Linked DNA regions of Mus musculus: region 2 is linked to region 1. Evidence: chromatin loops called from intact Hi-C (ENCODE). Cell type or tissue: left cerebral cortex. All regions are shown on one strand. Links, peaks and the distances in the headings refer to the core of each region. The heading gives the core; the rest is flanking DNA. Region 1 has its middle 10 kb from the start of Olfr459. Region 2 holds the start of Fam131b (family with sequence similarity 131, member B).

Region 1 (5,379 bases), core at 179-5,178:
GTATTTCATACAGTTGAAAACCATAAAGTGGGTGCTGGAAATGAAACCCGGGTCCTCTGCAAAAAGAACAAGTGCTTGTAACTGCTGAGTCTATTATGGCAATCTTTAGAGACAAGTATCTTCCAGTGCTTTGGGTTTATCCAATTTGGTGATCATCAAAATTGTGTAGCCCCGCAGATAACTTGGTGGTTGTGTGGCAATTTAGGAGTTCTATTGACTTATTCAGAATGAAACTAAACTAACCCTCTGGTAGACAAAAGGAAAAACAGAGTAACATAAATTTTACAGCTTAGATGGTTTTAAGAGTAGAGAAGAAATAAATTGCATCTCATCTAGCTTGAATTGGAGCTGCCCAATTTAAGAACAAGTACTAATTAGCTAACAGGAAAGCTCAGCTGTGACTTGGCTAAAAATGGGACCTCTTGCAAAATGCACTTAAAATTGAGCTCTACGGAGCTGATTCACATTCAGTCCATGTGAAAACTGGACTCGTACTCACAAAACAACATGTGGAAAAGAGTTTGGCATATTTTTAAAACTGAAGTGTACTTTTTGAAGATATGGCCATCTAGCTTGTGTATGGTATCACTGCAAGTGATCTCTGGACTGGAGAATTGAGATGACGCCCTTTAGGTCATGTGTCCCTAGCTGAATTTACTTGATTGGCTACAAGTCAATCTAATAACCAAGAGAGGATCTGGGAATAAGAAGGGCATCTTTAATAAAAGAAAGAGAAGGGAGATAGGCTTCGAATGCTTTTGAAGCTTTGCAATGATGTTTGGAGAATATAATGAGCTTGGGAGAAAATTGAAGCAGTCATTTTTAAAGCCTTACATTAGTGGCAACTCCAAACCTTTCAAGTAACTGAATCATAAATTAACATGGTCTATTTTAAAAACCATTCTGATTGAATTTAAAACTTTGTCTAGGTATGCATGGTAGTTTTGATTTCGATGCTTAATTTAATTCATCCACACTGTAACTTTATCATAAATAAAAATTATAATTCTTTAAATATTGGAGATGGAATCATTTTTGTTTTTGCATTTGTTTGGTAGCCAGCTCTGAGTGCCTCAAAGTCATCATCCTCCTGCCTCAGCCTCCCAAGAGTTGGCATTGCAGGTGTGAGACATTGTGCTGACATCTCTTTATCATAGTCTTGCTGAGATACTATAGAAAAGTGTGCAACTCATGAACGACCGATCAAGCCTCAAGGAAAGGGGGCTCCATTAGTGTTAGGAGACAGGAGAGTAACTGCTTTCCATCCACTTTTGCACTGTTTGGAAACCATTTAAAGTTATTAATAATTCATCAAAACACATGGAATAATCCTTGAAACAAATAATTACATGTGAATCAAAGAAAAGCAATCTCATGTGAACAGAGTGCTATCAGGAGTTGTCCGACCAAGTTTGAACCCCATCTTGGCCCTCTACTTCATAAATGGGCTTGAATGTAGGATTTTATTTGAGTCTATCTTATTTTCTTTATTCATAACATGTGACAGACCATAACTGAATTCTGGCAGACTGGTTCCAAGTCTCCCGTAGATGCAAAACCATGAATACTCAAATCTCTGATATAAAATGATGTAGTATTTGCATATGACATACACATGTCTTCCTATGTCCATTTTTATTTCCCTGTTACTTTAAGTCATCTCTAGTTAATATGTATTATGAGGGGGATGCTCCCCACTTTCTGTTATACTATAGCTCTTCAGGAACAGTGATGAGAGGAAGTCATCATGTACTCAGAACAGATACAACTGTCGGGAGGGGAGCTCTGCATCAGAGCGTGGTTGAATTTGCATTTGCAGAATCCATGACTTTGGACCACTGCTGGTGGTTAACTTAGATGGCTGTGGTGGAGATCAGAAGACACATCTGTATGGTTTTTGCCGCACAGAGAAAGGTTATGCTACCACACGAACCAATGAGACACCTTCTGCTACTTATTTTTCTCCAGACAGTAGCTCAGTACAGTCTTCATTTTAAAACTATTCATAGTTTCTGGCTCATACAAATAACTGTTATCATTCTCAAAAAGTGACATATGTGGCTACAAAGATGGCTGAAGGTGCTCACCAAGACTGAAGACCTAAGTTTGACCTGGAACTCACATGGTAGGAGAAAAACAACTGCTGAAAATTGTTCTGATCTCTATTTGTGTGCCATGGCATGCTTACACACTTACACCAATTAATTGATTAATTATATGTAAACAGGAGAAAAAAATCATGGACTTCTCTGAAGCAAGTTTTTGAAATTCAAATTGCTTCAGAAATTTATCCTTCTTAATTTTCAAAATTTGTGTCCCCAATGTGCTCACTTCTCTTTTTTTCTTTTGCTCCCCTAGCATTGGAAATGCACATTTACTCTAATCCCTGCCCCATTCTTCCTAACAGCTTCCAGACAGTTCAGCCTAGGGGAGGTCAGATATCCTGTGTGCATTACTAATAGTGACCACTAGGTGGAAGTGGTGACACACCTTTGGGAAGACAGGGATCTGAGCGATGGCAAAGTGCCCATGTAGATTCTGGCTTTTTAGAAGATGGGCCCTAACAATAATTATTTATTACAGTTAACTAATTTATAAACATGAGGAAATTATATTAGTGTCAGCAATTCCCTCCAGCCAAAGTGTTTTCATATCACCTCTGGCCACTGTAATTGGCATCATCCAAAGAAACAGCAGGTTTGCTCTGGGCATATCCTAATTTAGCAGTCTAGTCTCAGGTCTCTTGTCTCTCCATCACTGTGTACTGTGTCCATCTGTGCACCACATATTAACATGGACATAACATTCACAGTGCTTGTGTACACTGTGAGAGCCTTTGGAAATTGGAGGATAATCTGGACTAGTATGAGGTAGAGAGCATGGCTGGCTGCAAATAACAGAAGGGGGTGTCAACCAAAATCCTTTAGTGAAGGTTTCCTTGTCTCAATGGTCAGAAATCCTGAGCCACCCTCTTTCACACAGTTACAGGTTATAATCTGTATCCATTTAAATATTTGATAATGCAAAATTGCAAAAGCAATAACATGTCCAAAGAGAAGGTGTTTTGTCAGAGAACAGATGACATCTCTCAGGTAGTTAACATGTGACCATGCCTGGTGTGTGCATGCATATGTCAGCATGTTGCAGTGGTAATGGTTAGGAGGCACCAACATGTGCTTTGGTGTTGGCCACACTTGAATTAAATTTAATTCGTGTTTAGGTGTTTCTTAACTTCCAGGCCCCCATTTCCCATTTGTAAAATGGAGACCAAAATTTTTTCTTAACCAAGTCATTGTGAGTATTAGAAACCATGCTGACAATGTACAATCATGACACACTAAGTTCACACTTGTGCAGTCTCAGGCACTCCTATTCTCCAGTCCCACTGTAAGCCATCCAGGCTTATACTCCCTGGATTTTGTTTGCATGGGCTCTTGCTGTCTCATAAGCCCTCATTCCATTCCTCACTAACTCATATAACCTCTGTGAATCCACCTTTCATATCCTCAAATCTCCCGTTCTGCTCTAGAGGGAGTCATTCTTTGTACTACACAATACTATCGATCCTCCATTTTATGATGAGATAGATTCTAAAGCCATTTTAAATGCAGAAACTACTTCAGGCAGAAGTCTTTGCATATCATCTCTAGTCACTGTACCTAGCAGCACCCAAAGAAATAAGAGTTGCCCTACAGTAGATTCTAGTTGAATATCTCAGGTTCAGCCCAACGTCTTTTCTCTATTCTCCATCATGTCAGTCACATTCTGTATATCCACACATTTACTTAACATTAGTAGCATCCTGTGGCCACTGTGAACATATTATATTGTAGCAAACTTCCTAGCTTAGCCAAGCCCAATTTAAATGTATCCACATTCTATTCCTCTACATTTGAGCAAGATCTTCTAACACAAAGCCTACTTCATACTGATCTGATGACTACCTCTTACACACATAGATGAGTGTTTGGTAGACATGAAGAGATGCAGAAACACAAACCACAGCACCAAGAACAAATGTGTAGCAAGGATACTAGGGCATCAGTTGTTCACTGTACAGCAGCATAAGAGAGCATTGAACACATATTGGCAACTCAAAATCTGAAATGTGATATCTACTGGATGCAAATTGCATCACAGCATTGTAAGTTTAAAAATCTGTAAGTTAAAATACTGTAGATAAAACTTCTCTAAATGGGAGACTGAGTGCATTTTTTCTGTTTTTTTCCCTCTCTTCTACACATTTTATGGCCTTAAGTTGACTTAACACCTACTTACCATCCTCTTTTTCTAGATCCTTCTCCCCTCTTCAGTTTCCCCTTCAAATACACACACACACACACACACACACACACACACACACACACACGATGTTTAACTAAATGGAAGGAATTAAAATATAATCCATATATACATAAAGAGATCAGTCAATTTTTGTCACTAGATACTGTCATTCTTTTCCAGATTGTGATTATGTCCTTCTAATATGATAACCTGTATCCAAGAGTTCCCTTTAATTACTGACTATATAATTCAGCAATATCTGTCCTTACAGTTTTTCCGTTGTCCTCCTGACAGGCTATCTAATACTACTAACAATGTTTTTATATTTTACAAGAAATACCTAAGCCTGGGTAAATTGGTAAGTGAGGCTTTATTTAGCTCATTGTTCTAGGAGTTAAGGGATCACAAAGAATATGGTTAAAATATCTAGTTAGTGTCTGAAAGGACCTTCTTCCTGCATTGTGCTGTGACAGAATGCATCACAGTGACATAGAGCAAACCTGTGCACTTGTGTCTCACTCTTCTTATAAAACCATAGATGCCTCATGGTACCCAACCCTAAAGTCATCATCTATTCCCATTTGCCTCCTGTTAATAATTTCCTTTCTATTAGTGTGGAAAAAATCATGACAAAAGGCAACTTGGAGGAACAAAGGTTTCCTTTTCCTTGACGTTCCAGGTGAAGGTCCCTCAAGGCAGCAAATTGGGGTAGCATCACAACATCACATCTACAGTCCAGAGCACAGAGAGGCTGAGAGCATGCATGCTTACTTCCTCAGCTCATTTTCTGTATTCTTACCCTGCTCAGATTAAGAAGTAGTCCAGGCCGGGCATGGTGGCATACACCTTTAATACCAGCACTTGGGAGGCAGAGGCAGGCGAATTTCGGAGTTCGAGGCCAGCCTGCTCTACAGTTTGAGTTCCAGGACAGTCAGGGCTACACAGTGAAACCCTGTCTTAAAAAGAAGAAGAAGAAGAAGAAGAAGAAGAGGAAGAGGAAGAGGAAGAGGAAGAGGAAGAGGAAGAGGAAGAGGAAGAAAGAGGAAGAAGAAGAAGAAGAAGAAGAAGAAGAAGAAGAAGAAGAAGAAGAAGAAG
Region 2 (5,379 bases), core at 196-5,195, 560 kb after region 1:
CACCTCCGTGTCTCCCAATGTCTGCTTCCTACTATCCATTTCCTTCTATGTCTACCATTCCCTAATTTCTGGAGAGAGAAATAATATGTGAAATGAAACACTCATTTTCAGCTCAGTGGGGAATAGCATACTTAGGGAAAAAAAAGCTTTCTGGCCTTTTCTGGTGTTGTTTACACAGAGAGGGAGGGAGTCAAAGACCAAGCTGTATCAGGAAAACCATTCTCCATTCTGTGCTGAGCAATTGTTGAGATTGTCTTTATTGGATCCAGACTGCTCATCAATTACTGCCCTAAAAACAAGGACACAGCTTTCTAGGGGAACCTACTCGACTTGATATTTGAGGGATGAGAGGAATGAGGCTTCCCCCTCCCTCAAGGCCTTCCTAAGCGGCAGGAACTTGGTTGACAGGATGATACTGGGGATAGAGGCAGCTGGGAGGTGAAAACTTAGGACTGTTTCCCAGAGAGCCAGAGGGCTCCAAGATGAGATGGATGCTTTGAGCCCAATTCTCTTGGGGGACAGGGAATAGATTCAGGAAATAGAGATAGTAACAAGAAACAAGAGGACTTCATAATTTCAGAGCTAAAAGAACAGAAATTTAAGGTGAGAAGACAGAAAACAATGGCAGAGGTGGACAGGACACTTTGAGAACTGGTGAAAAAGTCGGGAACCAGGAGGGAGATTCCTGACCTAAGTGCAAGGTTTCCTCTGTAACTCTTGGGGAAGAATTCCTTGAGTATTTACAGAGAGATTCAAGAATAATCGGGTGGCAGCCATCCGCCCTTGCTTACATGAACTTTTGCTTTTTGGGTTTAGGATCATAGGTCCCCCCCCCCCCCCTTTTTTTAAAGAAGTGCACTGACTAGGTCTTGGGCAGGAAGAAGCATCCAGCATGCAGCAATAGAACTGGCGACAAACAAAGGGGATGGCGGTCCCAGGGACTGACAGGTAGGGCTGGGCTGCCACACATCCAAAGTTGTTATGCCTTCTCTTGGGATCTTGTGAAACGATGAGAGACAGGACTAGGACCTGTGGCTAGGTCAGAAAGACATCTGGACCTATCAGTAATGGGGCAGGCAGAGCAAGCTCTCTCGGAGAAGAGTGGGAGCGAGGGGAGGGAGGGGGTGGCCTTTGAGGAAGAGGGGGAGCTGAGTCAGAGCCTTAGGGGGCAGGGAGATGGAGGGGAGGAGAACAGGGAAAGAGGTAAAAGCAGAGGAGGGTCTCCATGGAAATAAACCGGGTCTCAGAAATCAGGCTTCCGGAGAGTGTAGTTTGTTTGTAATAATAATACGAATTATTCTCTCAGCCTGAGGTCACTAGGGCGTGTAGGCGGGAGAAATTGGGAGTTAGGAAGGGGAAAATTGGGGGGTTTGGGAGAGGACTGTACTAATGTGTTCAGCCCTAAAGTGGAATGGATGCGTAGGGTGGGGGTAGGGGGCGGTAGTAAGGCAGGGGCTGGAAGGAGAGGACCATTAAGGAAGCGCCTTTCTTCCCTCCCCCTGCCAAAGGTAAATAAAAAGCCGGCCCTGCTCCGCCTGCCCCCGCTGACAGGTGCAGGCGGGTCCCAGGGTTCCTAGGCGGACCCCACCCTCTGGGAAGCGGACTCCCGACCTCTCTCGGGGAGGTAAACCTCCACCTCCTCCCTGAGTCCACGGCTCTTCCAGAGCACCCCGGCCCAAGACCATTCCCTCCAAGCGTGGAACCCATTCCCTCCCGGTGGCACACGCTCTTCCCGCCCCCGCCCCAGAGGGAAAATGCACGTGAACAAAGCAAATCGGGGGGAGGCAGGAGCGACGGGAAAAGGCTACCAAGAGGGAAATGGTTGGGGGCAAAACACACATGCCATATGGAGAAGAGGGTGAAGATGGGAGGGGGCGTGCGGAAGAAAGTCAGGGATGAGGCTGGAGAGGAGGTTCTGAGAAGAGGGGCTGCTCCCGAAAGAAGGGCTCGGGGAGGCTCTGGCTACAGCAGAGTAGACGCGAATGGCCTGAAGGTGGAGGGATGGGGCCATCGGGAGTAGGGAACAGCGACTGAGCCGCGAAGGATGCTGTGGAGAGGCTACCAGGGAAGGACCGCGCCTGCGGGAGGGCGATGGAGAGAAGGCTATGAGCTGAGAGGGATGGAAGCCCTGGAGGCGCGAGGGCACAAGGATAGAGGGACCTTAGCGGATGGAGGGAAAGTAAAGGCGCGAGGCAGGGCCGGGCGGGCGCGGAGGGAGGTCCCCAGGGGCAAGGATGGGGATGGGGGAGGGGGCCGGAGGAGCGCCCCGGGGCGAGCTTGCCCCTGACCCGCGCCGGGCTGCGGTACCCACCCACAGTCCGCGAGCCGATGCAGCCCATGGCTCCGGGGGCCGCCGGGTCCCGGCCCTCACCGACTCGGGGCCCTCGCCGGGGGGAGCACCGGGAACCGCGCCGCCGCCCCAGCCGCTCTGCAGCGCCGCGGCTGTCTCCGCTCGGCTCCGCTCCCCCCTCCCCTCTCCATCCCTCCCCACGGCAGCCTCCGTCGCCGCCGCTGCCGCCGCCGCCACCGCCTGGCTCCCCCGCCCCGCTCAGCTCTCCGCGGCCGGGGAGGGGGCTGCTCGGGGATTGGCTGCGCGCAGAGCCTCCCCGCCCTGCCCCCGACCGGGCACCGCGCTCCCCGCGCCCCTCGCCGCGCTGCAACCACGTCCCTCCGCCTGTCCTTCGCAACCCCCGCCCCTGAGCTCCTCGCCATCCCCGCTGAGTTCTCCCGGGAGATGCTGATGGAGAATGTGGATAATAACCCGCTTGTCTCAGGAGCCCGGTCAGGAAGCCAGGGCCCACCCTTAGGATATGCTTGATGGACTTTGAGGGCTGCGGGGTGAGAAGGCCGAGAGAGAAAGTGGGGCGGAGATGAGAGAACACCCTGCTTGGCCTTGGGTACCAAATTCCGCAAACATTTGTTTTCTTCCTGATGCTGCATCTGGGACGCACGAATCGGGATTGGATGCTGTTCTGGTTGCCCGGCGTTTCACGTGCGTTGCTTTGCCCACCCAAACATATTGTGAAGTCTTTGCCAGTGGATGCTGCGAGATGCTTCCCTGTCCTCTAGCTGTTTTGGGATGGGTGTGGGGATGGTGCAAGTATTCTAGCTCTAGGCTTGGGTCCGGATGGGAGGAGAATGGGAATAATTCTATTGCAGCTGTAGGGAAATGAAAATATCAGGATCGGAAACCGGCCGCAAGACATGGCTTTAAATCAGAATTTAACTTTTCTGAGCTTTATGTGGATGTCCGGAAGCAGCAAAAGGGAGAATACTGCCCCCTGCCGAGAAGGGTCAGCACTACACCAAGGGCCCCATGGGAAAGGAAAGGGAGATCTGAGTTGGGAGAGTCAGCAGGCACTATTTCAACTGGCAAGAAGAGTCTAGAAGACACACTAGGAAGGACAAGGAGACCATTTCCTCTTAGTCGAACCAGTAACTGCAAACCTTGGGCAAGCGGGTCTGGGTGGTACCATTGACAACAATGGTAACAACAAAAAGCAAACACTAATTCTGGGCCAGCTTGTTTTCCATAGGTTTTTGTCTCTTTCCTGGGATTAGAGAGGAAGAGGGGCAGGAGGCCTTGTGGGTTTGAGGCAGAGAAAAAGGGCATGCCTTACACGTGTAAGTTTGTGACATTTAGATTATGATTGAGGAATTACGTCTGATGACATCCCAGATGAAGATATGGGAGAGGATAGATATTTTTGCTCATTTTGGTACTATAACAAAATTCCTGAGACCAGGAAGTTTATAAAGATTGGAAGTTTGGAGGCTGGAAAGGCCAAGAACTTAGTGTTTGCAACTGCTGCAAGTGTCCTAAGGGCTTTGATGCATTGTAACACTTCGAGGAGATGATATGATGAGACAGGATGAATATGTTAGCTTCAGCCTCTTTCATAAAGCCTCTAGTGCCAACCTCTGTGACCTTCACTAATCCTTACTATTGCTCTAAGACCTTGTATCCAAATAGCATTACCATATGAATTCAAGGATTAAATCCAAGTCGCAGATTTGAAGGGCCACTTGCAAACTCTATCAGAAACTGGCACTAACTGCAGATCTGGGAGGTGAATTTAGAAGGTCTGGGAATTTGATCTGCCCAGCTGCCTTCTGGTCCCTGCAATGACAGTTACTTCTCAGCACATGGGGCATTCTGTCCCATTCTCTGGATCTTTTGAGGCAAGGCTAATGAGTTCCAGTTTTCATAACCAAAGCAAACTTCCTGGAAGACAATTTGACAGTATAGATCATATATATATATATATATATATATATATATATATATATATATATATGTAAAATATTTAAAATTTCATCTGCTTTTACACTTGTTATCTGCTTAACATAAATTGTTCGGGAGGCAGAGCAGAAAGATTGAGTTCAGTCATGGCTGGGTTACGTAGAGAGTTCAAGAACAACACTGCTAACTTTGTGAGACTCTTAATCGCAAAAGGAAATTTTACAAAAGGCCTGGGTGAGCACTTGCCTAGAATATCCAAGGCCCTAGGTTCAGTTCCCAGCAACAACCGCAGTTCTAGTTTGCTATCTACTGCTATGATAAACACCATGACTGAAAGCAACTTGGGCAGGAAAGAGCTTATCTTACAGCCTGCAGTCCATGGGAAGTCAGAGCAGGGCTATAAAGTAAAATGATTAGTTTTTAGTTTGTGCTTAAAACAATACATATCCTTCCTGCCTTCCATCAGTTGTTTTTTTTTCTATCCAAGTAACTGATGGAATTTCTTGAGAAATACTTATGTTTTACACAACTCTACCTCAAACAGACTTACAGTTTGACCCTCAGCAAAATCCTAATATTGATTGGCTCATATTTGAAGTTTTAGAATACAAGGCTCTGGCAGAGTGCCCCCATGTGGCACTTCCTAACTGGTTCCCTTTGGGACAGAATCCCAAGGTGAAACCATCTCATCACTTCTCTTGTTCCTACTGCATGCCTGTGGCCCCTTGGGGGTACCTCTTGGATAGAAGAACACAACCACAGGTCAGTGGCAGTACTGTGTACTATGCAGACTCTTGTCCTAGGATCTATGGGTAGAATAAAAAAAATCCATTAACTTTGTATGGGGAAAAAAAAAAACCTACATCAATATTCACTAGCAGGTAACTGAAACATTTCCTTTACTTGAGCGACCCCTATAAGCAGAAAACCACAATAGTGTTACATCACCAATGTATCTTCATCAGCGGTCAGAATCACAGATGCTTGCATTACAGAACAGTCTTTGGAGATCTTTTTCTATGATATTCTTTACATTACTACTCTTTTGAAATCATTAAAAAGTATACTTAAAATTATATTTGCTTCTTACATTTGTTATTTAATGATTTTATTGAGAAGCAACAAGGCATGCACGA

The links. Peaks named below come from ENCODE experiments on the same cell type or tissue, not always from the same donor. Only the 100,000 strongest peaks of a DNase experiment are listed, where the experiment ranks them.
Region 2: it touches region 1 in a loop (2.7-fold over the local background); 7 of 42 quality-filtered maps call a loop at or near these places.

Annotation. Positions count from the first base shown.
Region 1 is chr6:41,759,421-41,764,799 of GRCm38, forward strand. No RefSeq gene overlaps it. Among named protein-coding and RNA genes, the nearest start is that of Olfr459, 10 kb to the right of the region's middle. In left cerebral cortex, for the core only: CTCF peaks have their summits at 606 and 2,470 (motif pointing right); DNase peaks (open chromatin) are centred at 429 and 2,482.
Region 2 is chr6:42,322,131-42,327,509 of GRCm38, forward strand. It overlaps Fam131b (family with sequence similarity 131, member B), which reads right to left and starts at 2,510. Exons shown (of 7, transcript NM_029528.5): 1 at 2,312-2,510. The coding sequence starts at 2,339. In left cerebral cortex, for the core only: CTCF peaks have their summits at 3,279 (motif pointing left) and 4,874 (motif pointing left); DNase peaks (open chromatin) are centred at 1,474, 1,981, 2,640 and 3,273; H3K4me3 peaks cover 2,714 bases; H3K27ac peaks cover 2,037 bases.